Linked DNA regions of Homo sapiens: regions 1 and 2 are each linked to region 3. Evidence: chromatin loops called from intact Hi-C (ENCODE). Cell type or tissue: prostate gland. All regions are shown on one strand. Each heading gives the region's core, and the rest is flanking DNA. Links, peaks and the distances in the headings are about the cores only.

What was found. Peaks named below come from ENCODE experiments on the same cell type or tissue, not always from the same donor. Only the 100,000 strongest peaks of a DNase experiment are listed, where the experiment ranks them.
Region 1: a loop joins it to region 3, with 3 times the contacts of the local background. A loop is called at or near these places in 4 of 110 quality-filtered maps.
Region 2: it touches region 3 in a loop (2.7-fold over the local background); 6 of 110 quality-filtered maps call a loop at or near these places.

What each region holds. Positions count from the first base shown.
Region 1 is chr12:119,367,538-119,373,851 of GRCh38, reverse strand. The region is part of intron 1 of CCDC60 (coiled-coil domain containing 60); the gene reads right to left. Among named protein-coding and RNA genes, the nearest start is that of CCDC60, 36 kb to the right of the region's middle. RefSeq lists an enhancer at 3,119-4,318. In prostate gland, for the core only: no CTCF peak of the experiment used is centred there; DNase peaks (open chromatin) are centred at 3,521, 3,741 and 4,661; H3K27ac peaks cover 3,440 bases.
Region 2 is chr12:119,324,795-119,331,108 of GRCh38, reverse strand. No RefSeq gene overlaps it. Among named protein-coding and RNA genes, the nearest start is that of CCDC60, 6.8 kb to the left of the region's middle. In prostate gland, for the core only: a CTCF peak has its summit at 2,859; a DNase peak (open chromatin) is centred at 4,558.
Region 3 is chr12:119,173,199-119,179,512 of GRCh38, reverse strand. LOC105370024 (a long non-coding RNA gene) reads left to right here and starts at 3,029. Exons shown (of 2, transcript NR_134996.1): 1 at 3,029-3,106; 2 at 4,950-5,448. HSPB8 (heat shock protein family B (small) member 8) reads right to left here and starts at 582. Exons shown (of 3, transcript NM_014365.3): 1 at 1-582. The coding sequence starts at 200. RefSeq lists enhancers at 230-979, 2,159-3,358. In prostate gland, for the core only: no CTCF peak of the experiment used is centred there; a DNase peak (open chromatin) is centred at 3,002; H3K4me3 peaks cover 586 bases; H3K27ac peaks cover 2,409 bases.

The DNA of each region.
Region 1 (6,314 bases), core at 861-5,860, 190 kb before region 3:
ACGTGAAAAATGTAGTCAATCATCCACATGTTTGGTCTCTGCCATGTCAGAAGTGGTGTATTTTAGAAACATCTGGATGGCTAGAAAAGAGGCTAAGCCAAGCTTCCATTAATGAGAACTTGTGGAAATGAAGGGGGACGCCCCCCATCTCATTTTACAGATAAGGGAACTGAGACCCCCCCCCACCCCACCCCGGAGAGAAAGTATCTTGCCTAAGTTTGCACAGATTTTTGGTGGCAAAACTAAAGCATAAACTTTCACCAGTGCAGTTTCAAGTCCACCACGCTGCTCCTCTTTGCTGAAATTGCTCACCACGGTGACAGACATGGTCCTACACTCAGAGGCATGTAGTAAGTGGTTTGGCAGCAAGCTTCTATTGACAGTGCCTCAATTGTGATAAGCAGGGTTGGACTGATGAAAACCCCTATTTGCAAATGAGGAAACTGAGGCTCAGAGAGGTTAAGTAACTGGCTCAGAGTCACATAGCTGCCGGTGGGGTTTAGAGTGATTGGAGCCAGCTTTTCTTTAGGTCAATCAGTGTTCTCTTAAGCACCACCAAAAGAATCACAGATTATTTATTGAGTAAATGCTATGTGCTAGGCATTTTATGACTGTAAGGGAATTGGAGTTATATTCTGAGCTCCCCATTTAGCATCAGGAAGTTGAAGTTGCTCCAGGGTTAGATCCAGGTCAGTCAGCTTGACTGCATTTCAGTACTTTGTAAAGGAGACGCCACCCACTCTGCAGCTTAAACCTGACATTGCCCCCTCCTCCTGATTCCACGTTTTCCAAAATTCAAACTTTCACTTACAATCATCATAATCTATTGTGGTACTCATGCACTGCCACTTTTACTATTAATATTTTTCTTTACAGTAACGTTAAACAAAAAACCTTAAGTATCTACTTTAGTTCTCTCCTAAGCAATAATATCCACGACATTATGCTTTTGAAACGCCTTGTTAGAGTTTTCCTAATGCACTATTGAAATGAACACATCATAAACAAGGAAGAGTGAAAGTGACTGTCCATTTAAAATTACGCTGCATGTCACCATGGCGTGTGTAGCAACCTCTAAGGCCCAGGCATTGTGGCTTGTTTAGTGGGTTATGCAACCATCTCTAGGGCCCAGGTGTTGTGTGAAATCTATGTCATGCCTGCTGATAAGGCGGGGGGACTCAAGCACCGAGATATCTCTCTGAGTGGGGATTCGTAGGTGGAGGCTGAACACTGAAGCATTTTCCAGAAGCAGCTTTGGACTATGGCACTGCCTGACTTCCATAATGTGGGGGATTTTTATGTGTCAATCAAATCTCTGAGATTTTGCCCAGTGATTGTCTCTGTCTTGATTTATGTTACCCTGGGACCCTGGAAGCCACGCTATGGGAGGGTGGTTCCTAGTTACTAGGGTTCTATACATCAGCTCTAAACCTCACAGTCTCTTGAAAGATTGACATTATGCCCCAGTTTTGCAGATGAGAGCTCAGAGAGGCAAAGTGGCACAGCCATTAAGTAGAGAAGCCTAGCTTCAAGCCCAGGCTAGCCTAACTCTTAAAGATCATGCTTACCTGCCATTCTTATTTTTTATTTTTGAGACACAGTCTTGCTCTGTCACCCAGGCTGGAGTGCGGTGGTGTGATCTCAGCTCACTGCAAACTCTGCCTCCTGGGCTTAAGCAATTCTCCTGCCTCAGCCTCCCGAGTAGCTGGGAATTCAGGCACGATCCACCATACCCGGCTAATTTTTTTGTATTTTTAGTAGAGATGGGGTTTCACCATGTTGGGCCAGCTGGTCTCAAACTCCTGACATCAAGTGATCCACCCGCCTTGGCCTCCCAAAGTGCTGGGATTACAGGGGTGAGCCACTGCGTCCGGCCTAAGATCATGCTTACCTGCCATTCTAACCTCTGTCCTAGTGCCACCTCCCACCTGGGATCACCAGATTGAGAGAGTCCTTAGGTGGCATCATCACAGAGACTCAGCACAAGCCCCTTTTAATAATGGATGTAGGCTCTAGTGGATGGGCTCTTCCCAGAGCCAGGGAGGGGAATTCCTGGCCAGGCTCTGCAGGAAGAATTCCAAGCTGGTTTGTTTCTTGAAGCCCGGAGAAAAGCCTATTCCTAAAGAAATGAACAACTCTGGGGTTAGGAAACACAGCTGCCTGGAGAACTGGATGGATGCTGTGGTTTGTTTTAGAAAATTGAAACAGCAACTTGGGAGCGCTTCTGAGATCCCACCAATGGGAAAACCTCAGGCTCAGAAAAGAGAAGTGTCTTGACCAAGATTTGATGGCTTTTAAGCGGTAGACATGGGATTCTAACCCAGCTCTGACTATAAGGGTAGTTGTTTTTTTCTGACACAAAGCAGACCGAGTCATTCATTCACTCATTCATTTCATTCATTCACTCATTCATTCCACAACTATTTATTGAGCCACTGCTCTATCCAGGCCTTGGGAATAGGTTGGGAACTATGAGATTTGGGCTCTGGAGAAAAATCCCTGAAGTTTTCTGGCTTTAAGCCCTTCCTCCCCTCTCTCCTATTGAACATGGGTACCACTTGGGGTGGGGGCAGTGTCTTGCATTTTTTATTAATTATCTCAAGTATCTATTTTGCTGATGGAGACACAATGTCATGATCTGATCTTGTTCTCCTATAGAAGGAATCAAGTCCCCAGTGATGGTGGTTTAATGAAGAAACACAAGGCTGTCTCAAGAAATGGAATCAGGTAGAGAGAACCAACCCATCCAATCGCTGAGGCATTAGGGTCCAGGGCCCAGGGTGATTAAAAAGCTACTATTTTATTTTATTTTTTAAAATAGAGACAGTGTCTCACTTTGTCACCCAGGCTGGAGTGCAGTGCTATGGTCATGGCTCACTGCAGCCTCAACCTCCTGGGCTCAAAGGATCCTCTCACCTCAGCCTCTTAAGTGCCTGGGACTACAGGGGTGTGCCACTATACCTGGCTAAGTTTTTTGAAAATATTTTGTAGAGATGGGGTCTCACTATGTTGCCCAGGCTGGTCTCAAACTCCTGGGCTCAAGTGATCATCCTGCCTCAGCTTCCCAAAGTGTTGAGATTACAGGCATGAGCCACTATGCCTGCCTCATATTCTAAACCAAACTGTTGAAGAGTAAGTGTTTTTGATGAATGCCCCCACCAGTTCCAGGCTTAAATTATTACTGAACTTCTGCATTTCAGCCTTCAAGGCCTAGGTTGTTGGTGAGATGTCAGAGCTGTTCCTGAGATGAGCAGGGAGGAGTGGACTGCTCCATCCACGTGACCCCTTCACATAGACTTCAGGCCCTCAAGTACAGTTTTAAAGAGCTGTGTTGAAAATAACCTTCTCTCATCCATCCATACCTGTGATGTGTGTTTGGGATTGTTGCCTTGCAAATGAGGTATAAGGTGTCACCTTTGCGAGGCACTTCTTTTCTCAACTCGACATGATATTCTGGATCTATTCCCAAGCCTAAGTGAGCACGGCAATTCATTATCATGACAACTTAAGCCATAGTCCCGGATGTGGAATGCACCACGGGGCGCACTGTCTGCCTGACATTTGGCAACTTTGCCAAGAACTTAACAATAGTGCATGATTATATTTGATATGCTTTCCTTAATTCATTATGGATTCTGTGGGTTGGAGAGAAATGGAACTTTAAAATGGATTGTGTTGTTTGGAATTGTCTAAGTGCAGGGTTGGGCTTATGGGACTGAATCAGGCGTTGGACAGGTTCAGGCATGTTGGAACACGTTAAGTGACCACCTTTCCTGAAGCGGCCTCAAAGCTGGTCTGGCCTGGTCTCTTCTTGTGTTTGATAGGGAGGTATACGTCCTTATCCCCAAGCTGAATTTACTCATTTGTATTTCCTGCCTGGGTCTTGAAGACATTTACATTTGAAATCCCTGATTTTAGGTGGTGGATTGAAAGGCAAAATTCTGAATAATTGAGGCACTTACTGATGCCCTTGGCAAGCCTCTGAACCCCCATTTCACCACATTCATTCATTCAACAACCATTTACTGGCACCTGCTCCATGCCAGGCCCCGTGCTAGGTACTGGGAGGCAGCAGGCAATAGTAATTAACAAACACAACATACGGGATGCTGCTTCAACACATTAACCTCCTAACAACCCCACGAGCTAATTACATCCTCCTAACATCCTCCCAACAGCTCCACGAGCTAAGTATTATTATTTTCTCCATTTGTAGATGGAGACTGTGGGGCTCAGAGAGGCAAAGTAACTTGCCTATGGCTGCACAGCTAGTGAGCAAGTCCATATTCTTAACCACTATGCATCAGTGTTTCTCTGGCAAGATGATTTCCAGGGAGCTTACATTAGCTTTCAAGGATTCAGTGGGCTTTAAAGTTCTGCAGCCCTCTGAATCTCTGGCACTCTGCAGATTTAAGAAATTTAATGCAATACAAGTGTTTTTTCTAACCCAATAAAACTAGAAAGCTTCCCCCATCCCCCAGGAATGCTGTTTGTCAGCTCTCCACTTGCAGTGTTCACCCTTTTCTGGGCTGAAAGGGGAGACTTCCTTGGAGATGAGCTTGGTGCTTTGTGCCTTGTAAATCTTTTTAAAACCTACATTGCGAGCGTCTTTCTCTCCAAATATGGCTACTTCTCAGGCCTGGATTTAGCATTCATTCCTCCAGCACAGGAAAGGAAGGCCTCGTATAAGGTCATGCTTGTGTTATTTTCTTCTCTTGTACCAACCTGCCTGCCTGCTTTTACCTCCTGTATCCCTAGTTCTGCAGCCTTGAGTTCTACCAGCTGAGACCTCACTGTGTGGTTGGATATTGAGACTCTTATCTTTCCACAATTCTTCCTCTGTCACCAAAGAGAATAGGCATTGTCTGTCCCCACCCATTCCTCTTTCTTCATCCTCTCTAGACGTTAGTTCAGAAAAACAAGAGGAAAGGGGAAAAAGAACTACGAAACGATCAGGTTATCACCAGCATAGAAAGAGAAATAATTAGCACCAATTAAATTTGGGGTATTACAGATAAAGTGGCGACTAAGTGGAGGTTGGCCTGAACCGAAGCACAGAGATGCAACCGGGCCACGTTAATTACGAGCAGGGATTGTCATGGAAACCCAAGGTGGGCACATTCATGAACCTGTGTTAATTACATGGAAATAGCTGCACTGCAAAATGGTGCTGAGGGCAAAAGGGCATGTATTTGAAAGTTGAGGCCACTGGTACAACCTTTAGAAGCTGCTGATGACAAACCCAATTTCAGATGGTTTCCCCCATGGTTGCAAATTCTCAGCTCAGAAGTCGGAAGGCGTAATTCTTTATTGTGAGGCCGAGAGTACCGCCCTGTGTTCCCCTGACCACTCCAGTCCCTCTCCAGCAAGCTCCTTGGACTTTCACATGATCCAGCCACAAAAGAGTTAATGGCGGGTCCGGTGTCCTAGCCATACTGATTGCTAAACATTTTAATATCATTTACTATCATTCTCAGCTAATATTTATTAGACAAGAAAAATGAGGTTTGGGCCAGTAGCTCAAGGTTGTACAGCTATAAAATGGCAGCTCTATGGCTTGAACCCAGGAATTCTTTCATCAGAGCCGTCTTCTTCTTTTCTATCTTCTCCTCCCCCTCCTCCTCCTCCTCTTCCTCCCCCTCCTCCTCCTGCCCTTCCCCCTCCTTTTTCTCCTCCTCCCCTTCCTCCTCCTCCTTCTTTTCTTCTCCTCTCTTCTTCCTTCTTCCTTCTTTCCTTCTCCTCCTCCCCCTTCCCTCCTCCTCCCCCTCCTCCTTCTTCTTGTTCTTCTTTTTTTCTTCAGAAAAACAGATTTATTGACATATAATTCACACACAATACAATTCACCCATTTAAAGTGTACAGTTCAAAAGTTTTTAAGAGACTCACAGATATGTGCAACCATCACCATGATCAATTCTGGAAACTTTTCATCAGCTCAAAAAAAAAAAACCCCTTTATATATTACCCCATTATCCTCCCAGGCTTCTGAGCCCCTGGAAACCCCAAATTTACCTTCTGTCTCTATAGATTTCCCTGGTTTGTACTTTCATAAAAATGGATCATGTCATATGCATCCTTTTGTGACCAGCTTCTTTCATTTTGCATAACGTTTTCAAGGTTCTTCCATGTTGCAGGTTGCATTAGTATTTCATTCCTTCTCATGACTGAATAATATTCCACTGTATGGATAGGCTATATCTTGTTTATCTGTTTGTCACTTCACGGACTTTTGGGCAGAGCTGTCATGTTGACCTCTACATTGTACTAAGCTTTCCCAAGGTCACAGCTAAGGGCAAACCTGGGACTCAGACCTC
Region 2 (6,314 bases), core at 477-5,476, 150 kb before region 3:
CTCTTAAGCTGCACAGATTCACTTTAGAATGCATGCCCAAGGAACAGTCCCTCCCTCCTGGCTCCTGTGGATATCCTTTCCTGACAGAAAACTTAGAAAAGGGAAATTAGTGGGACCAACTATAGCCTCCATCATTGCAACTGGCATTGGGGGCTGAAATTGGTGTTTGTTCTTTTCCTTCTTCACTATACATTCTAAATTCCCCCTCACGCTTAGCTCTTCCCTCTCTAGGTCTAGGCTTAGGTAGTGGAGTGACCAAAATCTTTATTCCTGAGAATTCTGAGCCTTTAAGTAAATCTGCTCTCCTCACTGTCTCAGGGTTGCTGCATGTATCCATTCCTAGTTAAAACTGATCAAGAGAGTACTTATTAGGAGGCACCCAAGTGGATCACTCAGTTTCCATATATGTTCCTTCCTGCCCCTATCTGTATAATCACTGATCAGGGTCAATTGTCCTTGCTAAAATTGTGACTCCTCTTCTCACCTGCTGGTTCCTGGGCACAAAGTGTCTGGTGGCAGCTATAGCTAAGAGTTAATACAATCCGTGCTGTGTCCCCTGGCAAGAGTGTACCCACTTTGGGAACCTGGACCTCTCACCCTACATAGCCCAGAGTTGCAGAAATGGAAAGAACGCACTCCCTCAGTGCCTCATTGGGCATGAGGGCAGTGGGAACCACTCCTGGTTCCACTTATTGGCTCCTGAATCTCTGGGGTTCCCAGATCTTCGTTCCCATTGGGAACACAAAGTTGTATAGAAGTCTGATTTGATGCATGTGCTTCAAACTATAGGATAGCCCATTCTTGCTTCAATAGACTGATCTAGAACTCTGTGACACCAGCTGCTTCTGGGTGGGGTGATATGTGATACTGCTGGATCCCATGACCACTGTGAAGGTGGTTTCTAGTTCCTAGAGTTTCCATGGGCATAGAGGGGCAGTGATGGTGGCAGACATTGTCAGAACCCGGCCCATTGTCCCTTGACATTAATAGTTCCTAAGGACAGCTCCTTGCTGCCATTTTGCCTGAGACATTCCTCTCTGGCTACAGCAGAAGTTCCCAACCGTTTGTGGCTCTTGGTACCCTTTACTTCCCAGTAATTTTTTTCATGCCACCTCCAAGCTAAAAGAAACATGTTGAGAATCCCATTTATGAAGTCCTTAGGCCTGCACAACTTAGTATTTACATCCTAATCACGTGAAAACTAACACATATAAATGGAAAGAAAATAGTATTTGTATTTGATTCTTCCACTTTTAGTATATGTGCTGCTGAAGTGAGCACAGTATTTGCTTCTTAAATAGCTGCCATTGCTTACCAGTGGGTCATGTGCCTCTGGTGGCCACAGTGCAGCTTCTCGAACCTTGGAATCAGTTTGGATACCATCACCTTCATTTTCTGTAGGACGTTAATTTTTGTGCAGTTCTCACTTTTTATCACAGCAACTGCCCCAAATCCAGCTTTTTCAAAGATATTTCATGAAAGGAATGTCGTGGAATCTACTGTTGAAACTGAGTGCACTAGTCAGCTCAGGCTGCAGTAACAAAGCACTGCAGACTGGGAGGCTTAAACAATGGACATTTATTTTCTCACAGTTTTGTGGCAGAAGTTTGGGATCAAGGTATCAGCAGGCTTGGTTCCTTCTCAGGCCTCTCTCCTTGGCTTGCAGACGGCAGCCCTCTCCCTGCGTCTTCACATGGTCTTTCCTCCGCACCCTTCTGTGTCCAGATCTCCCCTTCTTCTAAGGACCCCAGTCCTGATCAAGAGAGTACTTACTAGGAAGCACCCAAGTGGATCACTCAGGTTCCATATGTGTTCCTTCCTGCTCCTATCTGTGTAACTGCTGATCAGGGTCAATTGTCCTTGCCAAAATTGTGACTCCTCTTCTCACCTGCTGGTTCCTGGACACAAGGAGTTCAAAGTGTCTGGTGGCAGCTGTAGCTAAGAGTTAATACAATCCATGCTGTGTGCCCTGGCAAGAGTGTACCCACTTTGGGAACCTGGACCTCTCACCCTGCAGAGCCCAGATGAGGGCCCACCTCATGACCTCGTTTTAATGTCAAGACATCTGTAAAGACCCTGTCTCCAAATAAGGCCACCTTCTGAGGTATTAGGGGTTAGAACTTCAACACGTAAATCTTAGAGGGGCACAGTGTAGCCTTCAAAATTGAACTATGTGTCACTAGTAGTTCATATGGCATTCAATAGATGTTGCCGTGTTTCCCTTAAAAATTAAAAATACATGTAGCCTCTTCTGTGAATTTGCTGTGGCACTCTGGGGCACTTTGGTACACCGTTTGGGAACCACAGGGCTATAGGAATGCATTCTGCCTTTTTTTTTTTTTTTTTTTTTAGATGGAGTCTTGCTGTGTCAACCAAGCTGGAGTGCAGTGGCACCATCTTGGCTCACTGCAACCTCCACCTCCCAGGTTCAAGTGATTCTCCTGCCTCAGCCTCCCAAGTAGCTGGGATTTCAGGCACATGCCACCATGCCCGGCTAATTTTTTGTATTTTTAGTAGAGAAGGGGTTTCACCGTGTTAGCCAGGATGGTCTCGATCTCCTGACCTTGTGATCCACCTGCCTTGGCCTCCCAAAGTGCTGGGATTACAGGCATGAGCCACAGCACCCGGTCCATTCTGCCTTTAAGCAGAGCAGGCTAGAAGTGCAAGAAGTTAACACCCATGGGGATAGCCATAAAGCAACGACTAATGGGAATTAGTGGATAAATACTCTGCCTCCTCAACCCTTGGGTAGGACAAGTCTGGAGTATGGTCTACACTGCCCCCAGTGGTACCCTGCAGGACTGACTTATAGGAAACACCACTGCCTACGGTCACTGCCTGCTCCACCCAAACAACCCACACTGGCTTTTTTCCTTTTCCTGTCTCATTTTCCCACTCCCCTTCTGGTACTTCCTGGATAGCCTCCCAATAAACTACTTATATCCAAGCTATTTCCCTGGGTCTGCTCCTGGGGAACCAACTTAGGTTAGTGTTGACTGAAATAATCTGGGGAGGTCAGACTCGAATCAGGCTCTGACACTGAGTCATAGCGCGTTGTCAGGACACCTGAATTTTTTCCTCTCCCTCATCTCATTACATGGGGTTCCTATCTCCTTTGATCACCTCGTCCCATAATCTCCTTCTTACCATTGCTCTCAAGTTTATCATAAAGAGTTTCTTGATATTCTCCACCTCCCTTAAACACGGAGAGGCCAACATGTTTTCAGATACGTAAATACATCCCCCAACGGTGAAATATTTGACAACCGAGATATGAAGTGATTGTTTAATGCTTAATTCCTGACTGATTTATGCAAAATATTAACTGAAGGACGTGAAGCGACAGGCATTCTCTCCTCCCGATTTGCCAAAAAGAAAAGTATCTGAAGGGATTAAAAATAGACATATCAAGCAGAAGAAAAATTTTGGAATGTGTCAGACGCCAGCTGGGGCAGCTGAAGAGAAAGCTTGAAATCTGGTAAACACTTGAATTTCAGTCAGTAATACATATGTTTGGCATTAAAAACCTATTGAAAAAGTCATCATTTTTGGAATATCTTTAATATGCTTTTTTTGTGTGTTGCATCTAGCACCCAGAAAACTCCTTCTGGGTATTTTTACTGAAATGTCAGCACTGGATTTACAAATTATGGGGCCCAGGGCAAGAGTACAACTTGGGGCTCCCTTGACACCTGGTAGCTGGCAATCTATTGAAGAATTGTTTCCAGGTTGAAATACCACTGGATAATGTGTATTTGTACCACCTTGTGGATTCCTGTCCTTTGTTAGATTAAAGAATTACCGCATGCTACAGGGCCCTTGTGGGGTCTCTGGCCCCACATCCCATTCCTACTCTATCCTCCAAACCACAGCCCCAGGCGAGAGGTGAATTTGGATCTTTGAGACTGAAGAGAAGAAAATGTAATGTTAACCTGCTTCTACTCTCCTTTCTTTTTAACTTTGGTATGTCCGGTGTATTAGTCAGTTTTCACACTGCTATAAATAAATACCTGAGACTGGGTAACTTATATTAAAAATAAGAAGAAGTTTGTTTAATTGCCTCACAGTTCTGCAGGCTGTACGGGAAGCTTGGCAGCATTTGCTTCTGGGGAGGCCTCAGGAAGCTTTTACTCATGGTGGAAGGCAAAGTGGGAGTGGGTGTCTTACATGGTGGGAGCAGGACCAAGGTGGGGGGTGATGCCACACAACTTTAAACAACCAGGTCTCATGAGAACTCACTATTGCGATGCGATGACAACACCAAGAAGGGATGGTGTTAAACCATGAAAAACCTCCCCCATGATCCAATCACCTCCCACCAGGCCCTACCTCCAACAGTGGGGATTCTAATTCGACATGAGATGTGGGTGGGGACACAGATCCAAACCATATCACCTGGCCTAGTAGCAGAGGAAGAAGTGTAGCCCCAGGACTATTCTTAGTGAATATGGAGTCCTACTGGAGTCCTAGGATGGGATCCAAGCTACCTCCATGAGTGATGTTTTCCATTTGTATATGTTTCATGCCACAGTGTCCTGGGAGGTAGGCCAGATTGGATTTATGAAACTATTAATCCCATTTCACAAATGTAGACATTGAAGCAAGCTCTGGCATGTAGTAATTTGTTAGTGGTGGAGGTTGTCCAAGAACCTGTTTTTTCAATTCCAAACTTAGTGATTTATTTCAGCACTCTGTCACACTGTCTTAATGTTCTTTTACTTAAAGGTAAGTGTGTATTTGTGTGTGTGTGTGTGTCTTGTTCAGCAGAACAACCTGAGGTTACTTCTGCAAGTAACCAAGAAACAAAGACAATTGGGATTTCCAAGCTGTCTGGAAGATGGTCTTCTACAGCTTTCTGGAGGAAGTCTTGACTTCAACATCCAAATAAGACACCTCAAGCCCCAGTCCCAGGTAGGAAGGCACCTCCCTCCAAGTATTCCCATGAATTTCCAAGTAGCTCACAATTTCTTGTTCAGTATACCCTCCAGCCAGTTTCCTAACTGCATAGGTAGAATGATATCACCCTGAAAAAGACATGTTTGAGTCTTCAGCCCCAGGATCTGTGCATGTGACCTTATTTGGAAATAGGATTTTGGCAGATGATCCAGTTAAGATGACGTTATCCTGGATTAAGATGGCCCCCAGCCCAATGACTTATGTCTTTATAAGGAAAGGGAAATTTAGATATAGAGACAGAAGACACACAAGGAGAATGACAAGGAGAATGCCAAGTGATGATGGAGGCAGAGATTGGAGTGATACATCTACAAGCCAACAAACAAACAAATAAAACAACACTAACAAAAAACAGTAACAGGCTGGGCACAGTGGCTCACACCTGTAATTCCAGAACTTTGGGAGGCCAAGGTGAGCAGATCACTTGAGGTCAGGAGTTTGAGACCAGCTTGACCAACATGGTGAAACCCCATCTCTACTAAAAATACAAAAATTAGCTGGGCGTGGTGGTGTGTGCCTGTAGTCCCAGCTACTCAGTAGAGTGAGGTGTGAGTAATCGTCTGAAACTGGGAGGCAGAGATTGCAGTGAGCTGAGAGTGCGCCACTGCACTCCAACCTGGGTGACAGAGCTAGATTCTGTCTCAAAAAATAAAAATAAATAATAAACAAACGAACAAAAAACAGTAACAAAACCCCACCAAAGATTGCCAAGAAATACCAAAAGCAAGGAAGAGGCAAAGGAATCCTTCCCTAGAGCCTTCAGAGAGAGAGAGAGTATGGCCCTGCTGATGTCTTGATTTTGGATTTCTAGTTTCAGAACCGAGACAAGAAATACTGTTGTTTTAATCCACATCGTTTGTGCCAATTTGTTGCAACAGCTCCAAGAAACTAATACACCACCCCTCTTGGCTGCAGCTTCATTTCCCTGTCCACCCCAATTTATTTATGCCCTCAAAATGCTATTTTCCAAAGGCGGTGTACAGTAGGACTTTAGTGGAGGTTTGGGATAACAGAGGAAAACTGCAGCACAGCTCTGCAGAGTCAGTAACTTAAAATTAGATATTAGGCATCACTGGATTTTCAATGACATAAAAATAAAGTTCCTGGGGGAGTCTAACACACAGTTAGGGGTAAGCACCTTTGTCAAACATGCTGTTTGTAACCTGCTTTTTCACATAATAAGATAAAAACACCTTCCATTTCTATAGATGTATTTTACATTTGGCTCTTAAATGGATGCTTGCTAGAATGGAGTTCCAGTTTATGACTGTCCGACAGCTTGTTCAACTGGCTTCTTATTACTGGACAGGAAATGGTGTGTTTTTATCCTGACTCTACAACTGGGCAGTATCTTGAAG
Region 3 (6,314 bases), core at 889-5,888:
CCCGACCTTAGGGTGCCTGGCCAGGCGGAGGAGAGACGAGGCAGAGCCCAGTCGGGCCAAGAGGCTGTCAAGTCGTCTGGGAAGGGGTCCATGCCAAAGCCATCATCCAGCAGGCGAGAGGAGAGGGGAGAGTCCCGGAAGGGGTCTCGGCGCAGGCGGCTTGGGTAGTGGCAGGAGAAGGGCATCTGACCGTCAGCCATGGTGGCTGCTCAGCTCAGAGAGAAACAGAGGCTCAGAGAGACAGAACCACCTGCCCAAGGTCACACAACAAGGTGGTGTGGCTGGGCTAGCTTATTCTTCAGCTTCCGAAAATGCTGCTTTTCTGCAGGGAGAAGCAGAACCAACCACTGCCAGGGACGGTTGTGTCCCCTCGACTGGGGTCCCAGCCCCCAAAGGTAACCCCCGGGGCAGATCCAGCAGAATCCCAGAGGGTCCCCGTCCGCACTGCCTCACGACAGACCGGCAAGCCACCGTCCTCCCAGGCTTCCCAGGCTGCCCAGGCTGGCAGCCAGAACCGCTGAGGTCTAGAGCGGAGCCAGGAGCTTAATAAACCCAGGGCACGCGCGCCTAGAAACTTCTTCTGGCTCCTTCTGGGCTGCAAGCCTTCTATTTATTTGCTGCTGGAGGCTGGAGGCGGGTTTTGCAAGCGTCTCCTGTCACAGGAATATTCGGAGGTGATGAACCAGCCCCGGAGAATCCGCGGAGGGAACAGCTGGGCTGTGGGGGGAGCTGGGAGGGGCCGCGTCCAAGTTCAGCCGGCCTCTCCGGACACTCTCTCCTCCCCTGGCCACTCCGCTCAGCTCCGCCCTCCTCTTGCTCCAGGAGCTGGAGCCGCCCTCCCCGAGCGGGGCACTAAGGCCTGGCTATTAATAACCCCGAGCCTGGCTGAGGGCTCAGGTCACCCTCTGGAAATACCTTCCCTAGAGCGTGTCGTATCCTGCCTTTCCCCTGGGGACCTGCAGAAAGGGAAGAGAGAGACAGGAGCCCAGTGGATTTGAAGGATGGCCCTGGGTTGCAATCCCCACTTACAAGATGGCCAAGCTCCTAGAGCCTCAATGCCCTCTGGGGAGATTGGTAAAGGAAAAAAAAAATTTTTTTAATGTGTATATATATATTCATATGACGCTTGTTAAAGTATGACAAGCAAGACTTTACTGGGCAGGGAAACTTTCTCCATAGATGTAGGGACCCCTGCAATGGGATTTTGCAGTGAGGGAGAAAGATTAGACTTGATTCCCAGTAGGTCATGGGTAAGTGTGAATTTGTAGCCAAGAAGCAGGTGGGGGGTCAGCGAATGGAAATTTACTAGGAGGGAAGTCCAGGAGTCAGAGGGATTCGGGCTCAGCTAACCTAAGAGGATTCTTGCTGAAGACAGGCCAGGGTGCTCAGACATCACCTGGGGGACCGCGGAGGATGAGGAAACTAATCAGATATCGAGGGTGATCAGAAATCGAAGATGGGTGGTTGCTACTAAACAGACTTAGCAGAGTTCATGCCAAAACTGAATTTTTCTTTCTTTCTTTTCTTTTTTTTTTTTGAGACAGAGTCTCACTCTGTCCCCCAGGCTAGAGCGCAGTTGCGCCATCTCCGCTCACTGCAACCTCCGCCTTCCAGGTTCAAGCGATTCTTCTGCCTCAGACTCCCGAGTAGCTGGGATTATAGGCACCCGCCATCGTGCCCGGCTAATTTTTGTATTTTTTAGTAGAGTTGGATTTCACCATCTTGGCCAGGCTGGTCTTGAACTCCTGACCTCATGATCCACCTGCCTCCACCTCCCAAAGTGCTGGGATTACAGACGTGAGCCACCTCGCCTGGCCCAAAACTGAATTTTTATAAGGAACCTCACTGATGGGCTTAGGAGAAGATTCAGAAATCCGATTAATGTTTGGTCAATCAAAGCATCTTTATAGGCAGTAACATTATTCCCAGGCACCTCCAGGTTGTTAGTTTTCCTCCTTATAAACGGACATAACAGTAGCCAACTCACAGATGTACCATGAAGAATACATGAGGTAATTCTCTTTCTCCTTGTATTTTCAATTTTGAGTTATCAATTACATAATGTTTGCTATATGCCAGGCCCTGCTCTATGGGCTTTATAAATATGAATTCATTTAACCCTCACCAGCAATCCTGTGAGGTAAGAGTACCAGTATTATCCCATTTTACAGATGAGAAAACTACCATAGAAGTGTTCATGAATAGTAGCTTCTATTATTATTATGACTGTTAATACTGATAATTATTGAAAGATGTTACACTCAGGCAGGAGGTCTGGTCTGAAACTCAAAGCCCCAAATCTAGACTTTCCTGCTCTTCCCATGCAGCTGGAAGAATGAATTTACAAATCCTCCTTTGGCTTGGAGGCCTCTTCGGCTTGGGTTCTAATCTTTGATCTGTCCGCAACAGGCAGAAAATTTTAGGCATGTCGTTTTCCCTGTGTGGGCTTTCGGGTCTCAGCCCTGCCTTCTTCACGAGATGAGGGTAAACTGAGGATATTAAGGAATTCAGTGAGTCATAGGTTGAGAAATTGTTTTGATATTAAACAGTGAGTGCATGAGGCAGTTTGCTAAAAATAATAATACGGAGAAAAACAATCACTGTCGCCCATTGCCTCCTGTGCGTCTGCTTTTAGAGTTAGTACATTTCAGACATTACTGAGTTAAATCCTGACTCGATAGTTAAACGTCACTATTATCATCACCCCCATTTTGCAGGTGAAAAAACAGAGGCACAGAGGTTTGACCCTTGCACACAGATATGGAGTGGCAGAGCCTGGGTGGGAACCTGGGTTGTTCTGAATCCCGGATCTGTGCTTAACCGACAGACAGAGACCCCTGCCCTCCTCCCCAGCTGAGAAAGAATGGTGGGGACCCCACGGCATGACATGTCCCGAGTGACTGGGCCCCCACTGGATGTAGGGTGAGCTCATCAGGCTGGAAGCTTCGGGCTGACGTCATGGCTGGGCACAGAAGCTTCAGCTCTCTCTGTAATTACAGCTGGGCGGGGCTGGCTGAGTTGGAAACCAGTTGTGGGGAGAATCACTGCAAGCCGCATGACGCACCGGAGAAACCTGGCCCTGCCTGGGACCTGGGCAGGGGCTGGGGTGAGGTTTCTGAGTGGGTGGGACAGAGTGGAATGAGTTTGTGTGCGGATTTGAGTGGGTGCAGGAGTGAGTCTGTGTTTATGCGCCGATAGGTCTGTGTTTGTTTATCGCCGAGTCTGCTGGTGGGTATGTTCAGGAAGAAACTCCCCTCCTTTTCCCTTCCCAGGCCATCCCCAAACCTCCAGAGGACCCCTCTGCCTCAAATGAGGCTCAGTTGGGACCAGGGGACCTGGAAGGAGGGGAAGCCTGGCGAAGGAGCAGGGAACCGAGCTGTGATGACCTAATCCACCTTCTCATTTCAAGGATGAGGGGGACGAAAGGGAGGATGCAAAGGTAGAAAATAGAAATAACAATCACTGGCATTTACGGGGCACTTGCCCCGTGCCAGCTTCTGTTCTGAGCACTTTAAATGTATGTTCCTAAACTCTTTTACTTCTCCCCACAATCCTATTAGGAAGGATGTTTTTAATTTATTTATTTATTTTGAGATGGAGTTTCACTCTTGTTGCCCAGGCTGGAGTGCAACGGCATAATCTTGGCTCACTGCAACCTCTGCTTCCCGGGTTCAAGTGATTCTCATGCCTCAGCCTCCAGAGCAGCTGGGATTGCAGGCACCTGCCACCACCCCTGGCTAATTTTTGTATTTTTAGTAGAGACAGGTTTTCACCATGTTTGTCAGGCTGGTCTCGAACTCCTGACCTCAGGAGATCCACCCACCTCGTCCTCCCAAAGTGCTGGGATTACAGGCATGAGCCACCATGCCCGTCAGGAAGGATGTTTTATTAAACTCATTTTAGAGATGAGGAAACTGAGGCACAGAGAGATTACCTGACATGCCTATGTCAGTGGCAGAGCTGGGATTTGAACCCCGGGCAGTTTGGTTCTTGTCTCATCTGCTACACTGCCTCTGAAGTCAAAGTCATGGCTCACATTTATTGAACACTAACCATGTACCCGGCCCTGTGGTCAACAGTTTTATCCATGACCTCATGGAATCCTTGTGGTTCAGAGAGGTCAAGCCACCTGCCCTGGACCACACAGCTGACCAAGGATTGGAATCCAAGCCAGGGCGCACTTGGCAGTGCACGGTAATAACCACTATGGGACAATATTGGCCCAGCCTTGCCCAGCGAGCCTTCCACACTGCCTGGTGTCCTGTTCCCCCTTGGGCTCTCATTGCATTTCTGGATCTGGTCAGCCCTTCATTTCAGGAAGCTGAGGAGGGAGGCAGCTGCTCCTGCTAACTCGGCCACCTGGTGAGGAGTTAGCTAACACATGAGGAAAGTGGTCACTAAACCCCATGGGCTGTCACCAATCAGGTGAAAATATGACGCCAGGCTCAGGGGAGGCCCGGGAGAAGAAGGGGCCTCCAAGCTGGTTCCGCCAGGGAAGAAGAGACCTTAGAGGGGACTGTGGTACAGGGGAAGGATGTTAGATCCTGGGAACCAGAGCCACGTTTCTCTTGGCTGCCATCCTCATAGAGCTTTCGTACGGGGCGTACCACCATTAATTCTCAAAACAGCCCAGGAGGTAGGTGAGATCACCCTGCATGCCTGAAACTGGGGACCAGCTGGTGGGGACAGAGTAGTCTGAAGCCACACAGGTAGTGCTGGGACCAAGTAGGACAAAGACATAGCTGCCAGATTCTGTGCCTTTTCTTTTCAATGTAGTAAGAAACAAAAGTTCCCACCCTCCCCTAGGGGATTCCCAGCCCCCAGCCCCTCCCCAGGGTCTGAAGACCCATCTCAGAGTTAGTTCTTTTGGGTGGCTCTGGATCCCAGCACATCCTCCAGAAAATAGGAAGTAAGCATGCTCATGCCTTTTTATTTCTTTTGTTTCTCAGACCCCCCCTACAATGACACTAATGGAATTCCCAGCATACTCGGCTCCATGAAAGCAGGACCCTTGGGAGTCCTGTTCACAGTAGCATCCCCAGCGCCTAGAGGGAGCCTGCTGCACTGTAGAAGCCCAGCATATCTTGGATGAGTAGATGATGTCGTATCAGCAACCCTGGGTCTGAATTGCCAACTCCCACTGGGTAGACTCTACATGCAGTAACAACATCAACATATTAACTAATTTCTGCAGTCCATAGAAGGTGCCGGGCACCAAGGTTTCCCAAGCGTGCTCTTTTTAATTTTCATCACAGCCCCCTAGAGGTTTTATACTATCATTATTCCCTTTTTACAGATGAGGAAACTGAGGCAAAAGACATGAGGTGACCTGCCTGAGGCCACCAGCTTATGGATTCTGAACCCAGGTCTGTCTGAACTTTAAGCCCAGGCCTCTTTTCTCTGCCACACACCCCAGCAAGAATGAATAAATAAACAAAATAAAACAAACAGCCTGCACTGGGTCCCTCCCTAAATGAGCCTATGCCCTCACAATCCTGGGAAAGTAACACTTACTTATTGGAGCTCTGGCTTTCTTCTATTATTTTCTCCAAAATTCTTTCCAGGAATTGCCTTCCCTGACCACCTCTGCAAATAATAATGATAGCAGTAGTAATAATAATAATAAGTGCATATTTAACATTTAGTACCAATTGTAAGTGCTTTGCATATATCAAATTATTTAATTCTCACCTGAATTGCTCTAAGGTAGGTATTATTATCCCCATTCACAGATGACAACATCAAGGCACAGAATGGTTAAATAACTTGCCCAAGGTCACACAGTTACTAAGTGGCAAGTAGCTGTGTCTAGGCAATCCGGCTCCAGGGTCTGTTCTTAACCACTATGTGATTCTGTTGTTGTGAATAACAACAACAAAATGACAGTAATGATACCCATCATTATTTGAGAACTATCACATCCCAAGCTCTGCTAAATGCCCTATATGTTGTGCCTCTTTTAATCGTCATAACAATCCTTGGAGGTAGAAGTCCTATTGTTAACCACATTTTACGGTTGAACAACCTAAGGCCCAGGGTCAGATCCGGGATTACTGGCTGCAAAGCCTGTACCTTCAGCAGCCCAGGGAGCCTGTGCCACCTGACCCCTGGTGTATGCCCAGCCAGAGCACTGGCCTTCCAAACCCAGATCTACCGGCAGAACACAGCTGAACTTCAGGTCACTGGACCACCTCTTCCCCCACCTTCTTGCTGGGCTTCTCTCTCTGAAACCTTCTTCAGCCCTTCCAAACTTTCTCAGCAGAACAAATGACACCAGGAACACGCTGACATTTGGGAGAGTGACGACTGCCTGG